Linked DNA regions of Homo sapiens: region 1 is linked to region 2. The links are chromatin contacts, found by Hi-C or POLR2A ChIA-PET in ENCODE. All regions are on one chromosome and are shown on one strand. Each heading gives the region's core, a stretch centred on a gene start or an enhancer-like site at or near the end of the contact. The rest is flanking DNA. Distances are from core to core; before and after follow the strand shown.

Region 1 (3,860 bases), core at 335-2,834, 100 kb after region 2:
TGGTGCTCACATTCATTGGTAGCAGGTGAGGATCTGATCATGGATGAGGATGGGGAAGGCTCCCCACCTACAGTGAGCTCCTCGGGGTAGCCCTGGCCTCTTTCCAGAAGGGGCAACTCTCTCTGCTTCACCATCAGCACGGAGGACTAGAGGTTGACGGTCAGTACCTAGGACAGCGCCAAGCATCAAGCTGGCCACGCCCCACCAAGGCAAGCAGGACCCTCACTAGAGCACCAGTCCTCCCCAGCTCCTCCTGGTCCATTTCCCACCACCTCTCACTCCAGTTACAGCACCAGCCTCCTAACGGGCTTCTCTGCCTCCACCTTCACTCCCTGCTGTCAGCATCCCGGAAAGATGTGAAAATAGAAACTGAGGAGCCACATGTGTCTGTAGGAAGGGCAGGCTGGAGGCTCTGACCTCCACCTTTGTGTCAATTTCTGCGTTAAACTGAGGCAGCCTGAGGAACTCACCAGACTCACAGACCACAGAGCCGGGCCGAAGCTCCAACATCATGGTGATGAGGGCGATGTCTGTGGAGTAGAGGATCTGCGTGCGGTGCGGCAGGTTCAGCGTCCAGAGCTCGGGCGTGGGGTGCAGCACATACACCCAGCCACCTCGGCCGCACGTCACCTTGGAGCCGAAGGGGCGGCCGATAAGGTCAACTGAGTGCCGCAGGACACCATGCCGGGTCTGGGTCTGTGCCCCACGCTGCACACGCACCGCCACCATTGCACCATGGCCCAGTGACAGGATGGCCGTGTCACCCTCCTTGATCAGCTCCTCGTATGCCACGAAGCTCATGGTGCTAATGTCTGGCAAGGGCCAAGGACCTGGGGAGGGGTGTGTGTAGGCATGAGCAAGTCAGGAGGCAGGATGAGGGCCTAGGGTCTAGGTAGAAGGCTTCGAGGCCTACATCCCAGCAGTGGGCATGGGCGGGGTGTGGCTAGCTCAGCCTCAGTCTCTGCCACTGCCTGACAGGGAGCCCAATAGCGCTGCACTCTGGCCTGGCCTCTGAAGCCTTTCTTGGTCTAGGACAAGAGACAGGGACTATGAGCCTAAATCAGAGATGAAAAGACTGAGGCTTGGCAATGGCGGAGTTCGGTCCCAAGGATTCCCGGAGTGAGGACCCGACCCTCCCATCACCCTTCTCCAGGAGCTTGACTCCCATTCCCAAGATGTGAGATGAGGAAGCGCCTTTGCGAGGTGTCCACCGGCGGGGGAGAGGCAAATGGTCAATGAGGTCACCTCCAAGCCAGGCTTGATTCCTCACCCCAGTCTCCCCCACGGGGGCTAGGTGGCAGGGTATGACAGAGGATTCAGGGCTCCCCAGTAAGGGGCTGGGGACGCGGAGCTGGCCGTCCACGCAAACACCGCCCAGCCGATGCAGAGGCAACAAGGGGCCAGGCCGGGCCGGCGGGGGCCGCCCATGCGAGGCTGGAGGGACAGGCCCTGCGCGCCGTGCCCGGCCCGGGTCACCCTCACCCGCGCCCTGCCACCCTGTACCCCGCGGAGTCTCACCTGCGACGCTCCTGCTGCCGGGGCTCCACACGTGCCTCCGCGACGCGCGGCGGCGGCGGCCACAACACTTCCGGCTCCGCGCCCGCTGATGACGTCGCGCCCCGCCTCCGCCTCCCCCTCCCCCCCTCCGCGCACGGGATCCTGGGAGCGCCAGGCTGCCCTTCCCGCCCCTCCCAGAGGACGTTTCCTGGGCGACTTCTTCCCTCATGTGAGCTGCTCTGTTTACATTTGCTGGTCGCTGGAAGATCGAAAGACTGGACAAAATCCATATGGCGGCCGGCCGGCGCGGTGGCTCTCGCCTGTGATCCCGCGCTTTGGGAGGCCGAGGCGGGAGGTTCTTCTGAGCTGAAGAGTTCGAGACCAGCCCGGGAAACGTAGTGAGACCCCCACCATCTCTACAAATAATAACAAACAAACAAAAGGTCCCCCCGCCCCGCCGGCCGCGGGTTGCCGTCGCACCCAGGCACATTTGAAGGGCGGCAGGAGCCAAGGCCTGGCTGTCACTGCTGTCCCGGACCCCTTTGACGGCCCCTGGGGGTTCACCAGAGGGCTGGCCCGTGGCTCACTGCCCAGTCCTCTATGAGGACACTTCGCCATAGACATTTTGTTATTGCAGACTGCTCTGGGAACACCCCTGACTGGGCCCTAAAATGAATTCCAGAAAAGGAATCGCAGGTCAAGGGGCGGTTCTAAAAGGCTTGGGCTAGGGTCAGCCAGAGCTCTGTGCAGCAGATGGGGGCCTGGAAAAGTCTGCAGAAGTGGCCTTCCGCCCAGGCCCTGCCTCCCCCGACGGGGGCACGTTGTCCTGAGTGCAGAGCTGCTTCTAGGAGGGAGTAGGGGTCCTGTGTCCCCTCCTGCGAACCAAGGCATAATGAGAACTGGATGACTTGGGCCCACTTTTGGGTCTGGTGAGCAGCCTGGGCAGGAGACTGGAGGAGGTGCTGCTGGAGGATGGGCAGAACAGGGAAGCGGGAGTGGCGTTCTGTCTCAGCAACACCATTCCCAGCTGGCTCCTCTGTGGAGTGTGTGTGCAGGGGAGCGGGGGCAGGGGACACGGATTTTCTTCCTCCAGCTCTTAGCTCTCAGGACCAGAGCTTGGAGAGGAACAGAGACCCCCCTACCCAGCCTAGGGTTTAGCCTGCGCCCGAACCCAAGCCAGTTAGCAATGACCCTAGGGCACCCTCCCCAGTCACTCAGCCACTCCAGCCTGGTAAGATGAGGTGGCCAGGCTCCTGCAGAGCGAGCTCCCCTCTGGAGCCCTGGCAGCCTGTAGAGCACTCTCAACTCTCTCGCCTCTGGGGCAGGCCAGGCCAGGCTGTTTGTGGCCCTTGCATTGGCTTCTCAGGGTCCATCATGGAAACCTAGGGGTCCAACCTCAGCCCCTCTGTGTCCCTGCCCTAGCTGCGGCTGAGAGCCCCCAGGAGTAAGCTGGTGAGAGGCCTTCCATGGCCTCCCACTCTCTGTGGGCTCCTGTCCCTGTGGGGCCACCACGCTGGCCACCAGCTGCCTCTACTTCTGCCTTACAGCCTCCCTGCCTTCTGCTCTCAACGTTGAAACAGCCCCCTCCACAGCTCCCGAACCTGTGTTCCAGCGGATGCTTCTCTCCCTTGATGATGCACCCGCCTGAGTCACCCCCTAATTTCTCCCCTGGGGGATTCTGACTTTCCACTTCTCTTGGGTTTCTCTTCCCCAGCCTCTCAGCTGTGGTTGGTGTGGAGTCAGGGCCGGGTGCCTATAAGGGCCTAAGGTAGGACTTGGTGACTCGGCGGTGGTTTCCCTTGGTTCCGACTTCCCTCTTGCCTCTCTGTCTATTACTGGCTGGTCAACTCCTCCAGTGCCCCTTCCTCCAGGCAGCCTCCTCAGCCCTGCCCACCTGCTCCATCTGAGCCTGCCCCAGTCCCCAGCCTGAGTCCTCAAGCAGAACCAATCCCCCCTACCTCAGCTGATGATTCCCTGTGCAGAGTTTGTATTGGGGCTCCCCTAACAAGAGCTGATGCTGTATATGCCCAGCTGTGCCATCTCATTGACTTCTCCCCAGGATCCTAGGAGGGAGGGAACACTTTACAGATGGGGAAACTGAAACTCAGAGATGTTAAATAACTTGCCTGAAGTCACAGCCAGTGAGGTCAAAGTGGGATTAGGATTTAAAGCCAATAAACCCCCAAAGCTCAGCACTGAGGAGGCTGAAGAGGGAGGACTGCTTGAGGCCAGGAGTTGGAGTTCTGCCTGGACAACATAGCAAGACCCTATCTCTTAATTAAGAATTAAAGCCAGTAAACCGGCTTCAGAGAACCAATGGCTGATTTGAAGAAAGGTGGGAACAGGCAGGAAGGATGCCCACT
Region 2 (3,977 bases), core at 877-3,376:
AGGCCGAGGTGGGCGGATCACGAGGTCAGGAGATCAAGACCAACCTGGCTAACATGTTGAAACCCCATCTCTACTAAAAATACAAAAAATTAACCGGGCGTGGTGGCGGGCGCCTGTGGTCCCAGCTACTCAGTAGGTTGAGGCAGGAGAATGGCGTGAACCCGGGAGGCGGAGCTTGCAGTGAGCCGAGATCGCGCCACTACACTCCAGCCCGGGCGACAGAGCGAGACTCCATCTCAAAAAAAAAAAAAATGTGTAAGTTTAAACGACTGCAGTTATTTGCTATGAAATACTGAAGATACTGTGTGCCTCTCCCCAGTGTCATTCCCTCCCCCCTTGCTGGAGATAAACGCTGTCCAGAGTCCTGTGCATGTCTGGATGCTTTTCTCTAAGACAATGCCAAGGCTGCAGTAGGGTTAGAGGTTACCACCTGGGTCCTCCACAGCACTCAGTGCCAGACAGGGCTGCCAGGCTCAACTGCAACATGATGCTGCATTCTTTGATGACTTGGAGAGACACTGGCTCTTTAGAGTGCCTACCCTCCCACACAGAATTCCATACAAGTTGAAATATACTTCATACTTAGTATCATTGTATTCCTACAAATATTTAGGAAACAGAGCAATAGGTCAAATTTCTCACCATAACAGGCTTGCTGACAATCCCTGAAAGAAGCAAGGCCATGTCTGTAATATAACTTCAGGAGGTTCTTCCAGTTTTCTAAAGTGTCTTTCACTAAACTAGTGCAATGTATTCCGAGCTGATTCTGATCAATGGCTTAGTCATGCCGTACCAAAAAAAAAGGCCTTGGGATTTAACTAATGCAAAGAATCAAAGCTCTAACTGCCCTTTTACAGAACACCTGAAATAGTATATCTCAAATTTTTTGTTCTCACATTTTTAAAAAACATCATTTTTGTAAGTATTCCTTTTCAAACGCTTAATATGTAAATTCTTAATTCATTTAAATAATAAAACAGTAACAGGCAGCAACAATTCTAATACAAATATACCTAGAAATGACCTACAAATGTTAAGTTATAAAACCATCCACTCCATCACGCATTAATTTCACTACTTTTACGCTTTATTTTAATTTTCTTAAGGAAAAGGGTACACCCAATTTTACATGGAAAAAGCATTCCAGGACGGAGGCTGCTTCAAGTTTAGTTGGAGCAACGCCAGCCTAGGTGAACAGGGTCGCCTGAAACGTTTCGCATCTGGTTACTGAAAATAAGGGGTCGCCAAGGAGGCAAAGCGGAGCCAGCTCTCGGGAGGGACCCGGCCCCCCGCCGCCCGCGAGAATGACAGGCGCGTCCGCTCAGGGCGGTGCCGGGAGAGGCGGGGGTGGAAGGAAGAGGAGGAATCGGACAAAGCCAGCCCCGCCGGGCCTCCGGCCTCCCCGCCCGCCGCGATCCCGGGGTCAGCCACCTCCCCTGTCGCGGGTTCCCGGGGTCCACAGCTGTCCCCGGGAACGGCCGCCGCCGCCCGCAGCAGGGCCAAGCCGGGGATGCGGGGCCAGGGCGGGGCCCTGGGCAGGGCCGGGGACCGGAACCTGCAGTGGGACGCGGATGGGGAGGACGCGCGGCGCCGGGAGCCGGGGCTGGCAAAAGGGCCGGGGACAAGAACCCGACCTGAACCTGGAAGGGGTCGCGGACCGGCCGGGGCGGTGAACTGGGGCGGGTACCGGGGTGGGAACGGAGAGGGGCCGGGACCCAAACCGGGAAGGAGGCCTGGATGGGGACAGAGTTACGGCCGGGGCGGGTCCGAAGAGGAGCGGGACAGGGACGGGGCGGAGGATGAGGAGGGGGCCGCGGTCCGGGGCGCACGCCGGGGACTCACCGCCTTGCTCCTGAGGGCCGCGCTCTCTCGCGCTGTCAGCACCTGGAGCGCCGCCGGGCGCGCGCGCGGAGCAGCGACTGTGCGCCGAGCCCGCCTCGGCTGTGTGAGGCACGGCGCAGCAGTCACCAGCTAGGGGCGCCGGAGCTACCGCCCCGCAGCATCCTCGGCCACCCACGCGCTGTCCCCTTGGCCGCCGAGCACAGCCCCGCGGCTCCTCGCACCAGCAGCCCAGCCGACCCAGCCAGTCCCGCTCGGCCGCCTGCGCCGCTCCCGCCGCCGAAAATGGCGTCTCAGTGTTGCTCCCCCCGGCGCCCCGCCTCGCCCCGCCCCACAATGCCGCGCGCCGGCATGACGTCATCGCCCCTCGCCCCGCCCGGGGCTGGGGAAACTGAGGCTGGGTGGCTCCCCGCAAGCGCTCGGCGAGCTGGGGACTGGAGGGGCGAGAAAGTTGTTTGGGTATCAGGTGGGCGGTCACAGGGAGGAGGGTGACGGTGCAGGACCCAGCGGGCCTCCCGGTTGTAACGCGGACGGGGGTGGGGCGCTCGGGGCAGGGCGCGGCTCGCGGGGTGGGCGGCCAGGCCCTGGCCTCTCCGACTCCGCAGCCGCGATGACCGAGCGCTTCGGCAGCTTCCCTTCCAGCCGGACTGTGGGCCCTACCAGAATGCGGCCGGGGACGGTGCAGGCCCGGCCGCAGCCGCCACCACTGGGCTCCCGCCCCACCCCACTCCCAGGCCCGCGAGCTTCATGCGCTCGTTTCGGTCCCCCCAAAACCCAGCTAGGAGGCCTTCGGGAGGCCCCGGAATCAGATGATCCCGGCCAGGCCTTTCTCCCTCCTCCAGGAAAACCGACAGCCTTTGGTCGAGACCCTGACCTCTAACCCTGCGCCCTCCCCTTCTCATTATTCCCTCTCCTCGGGGCTTTTGGACCCTCGTATCTGTACGAGGAAACTTTCCAGGCGCTCCCCCTCGACACAAACTGCGCCTCAGACGGGCAAAGGGGAAGGGCCGGGGTGTAGACTGTGAGGGTGGGAGACAACCCCCCTCTGTCCCCACGCAGCCACCGGCGCATCTCCCTGGCTGCAGGGCCTCGACCTCCAGCCCGGCCTGAAGGGCAGCGGAGCGCGCCTGGGTCAAGTCCTGCGGCTTCGCCGGCTCCGCAGGCCTGACTCAGCAGCCAGCCGGGAGGGCATGCTGATTCAATGGGCGAGGCTCCGCTCGCTGCTGCCAGCGGCTTGGGAAAAACCCTCCCAGTGCCTGCAGACGTCCCAAGTGCGGGGCCCGGAGGCATCATTTAACCTGGAGGGGTTCCTGGGCCAGTCCCCCAGCCCCATCTTGTGAACTGCTGTTCCTTTCCGATGTTATCACCCAGCACCAGCAGCCCTTTGTGAACCCTGCAGTTAGGCCCCGCAGTCACCAGAGAAGCAAGTGCTCCTCGGTTTTTCCAGGGAGGTCTGGTTACTTTTATCTCATTTATAAAGACAAAGGGGGAGCTCCTAGGTAACACGGTAGGGTTGGCCCGGGGAGAGGCACTGAGTCAGGGTCAAACAAACTTTCTCCATACCACTTTCAGGTTAGTGATTTCAGCCAGACTGCAGCTTGGATGTCACTAAGTTCAGCCACTGGGCTGGGCACCGCCAAGCATCGACTGCTCATTCTTTCTGTGCCGCTGCGCCCAGTAACTGTCCCCTCTGCTCACCCACAACCCTAGCCAGAAACCTGGGATGCCTGCACCGCTCCCTTACGCCCTACTACAACAGGTGGAAAAGATTCTACTTCCTCAATATTTCTTTGAGTTAGGGTATCTTTGTCACCCTGACTGGAGGGCAGTGGCAATCAGCTCACCGTAACCTCGAACTCCTGGGCTCAAGAGATCCTCTTGCCTCAGCCTCCCAAGTAGCTAGGGACTACAGGTGTGCACCACCACTCCCAGCTAATGTTTTTTAAATTTTTTGCAGAGAGGAGATCTTGCTATGTTGCCCAGACTGATCTCGAACTCCTGGCCACAAGTGATCCTCCCAGCTGGCCTCCCAAAGTGCTGAGATTACAGGTGTGAGCCACCATGCCCGGCCTCTCAGTATTTCTTGAATCCATCTCCACTGCCACCACTTTGTTCTGGCTTTATTACCTTGTTCTTTT

What was found. Hi-C counts contacts between places; a loop is a spot of excess contacts on that map. ChIA-PET counts read pairs that join two places held with the same protein, here RNA polymerase II (POLR2A). Pooled maps may share reads with other maps.
Region 1: a loop to region 2 is called in a map of CD8-positive, alpha-beta T cell, with 12 times the contacts of the local background. The contact joins the promoter of TRMT61A here to the promoter of KLC1 in region 2. A Hi-C loop is called at or near these places in 4 of 168 maps with a recorded cell type or tissue (CD4-positive, alpha-beta T cell, CD8-positive, alpha-beta T cell, ascending aorta and 1 more), 8 of 37 single-sample maps with no recorded cell type and 19 of 50 pooled maps. POLR2A ChIA-PET finds 5 or more read pairs at or near these places in 9 of 52 experiments (A549, B cell, CD4-positive, alpha-beta memory T cell and 5 more).

The regions. Positions count from the first base shown.
Region 1 is chr14:103,526,920-103,530,779 of GRCh38, reverse strand. TRMT61A (tRNA methyltransferase 61A) reads right to left here and starts at 1,584. Exons shown (of 4, transcript NM_152307.3): 1 at 1,519-1,584; 2 at 471-830. The coding sequence starts at 801. RefSeq lists silencers at 1,428-1,597, 1,608-1,657.
Region 2 is chr14:103,627,360-103,631,336 of GRCh38, reverse strand. KLC1 (kinesin light chain 1) reads right to left here and starts at 2,126. Exons shown (of 17, transcript NM_001394837.1): 1 at 1,843-2,126. LOC105370688 (a long non-coding RNA gene) reads left to right here and starts at 2,194. Exons shown (of 3, transcript XR_944248.2): 1 at 2,194-2,305; 2 at 3,412-3,598; 3 at 3,797-3,835. RefSeq lists silencers at 1,379-1,558, 1,599-1,648, 1,739-1,858, 1,909-2,268, 2,359-2,558 and an enhancer at 2,999-3,088.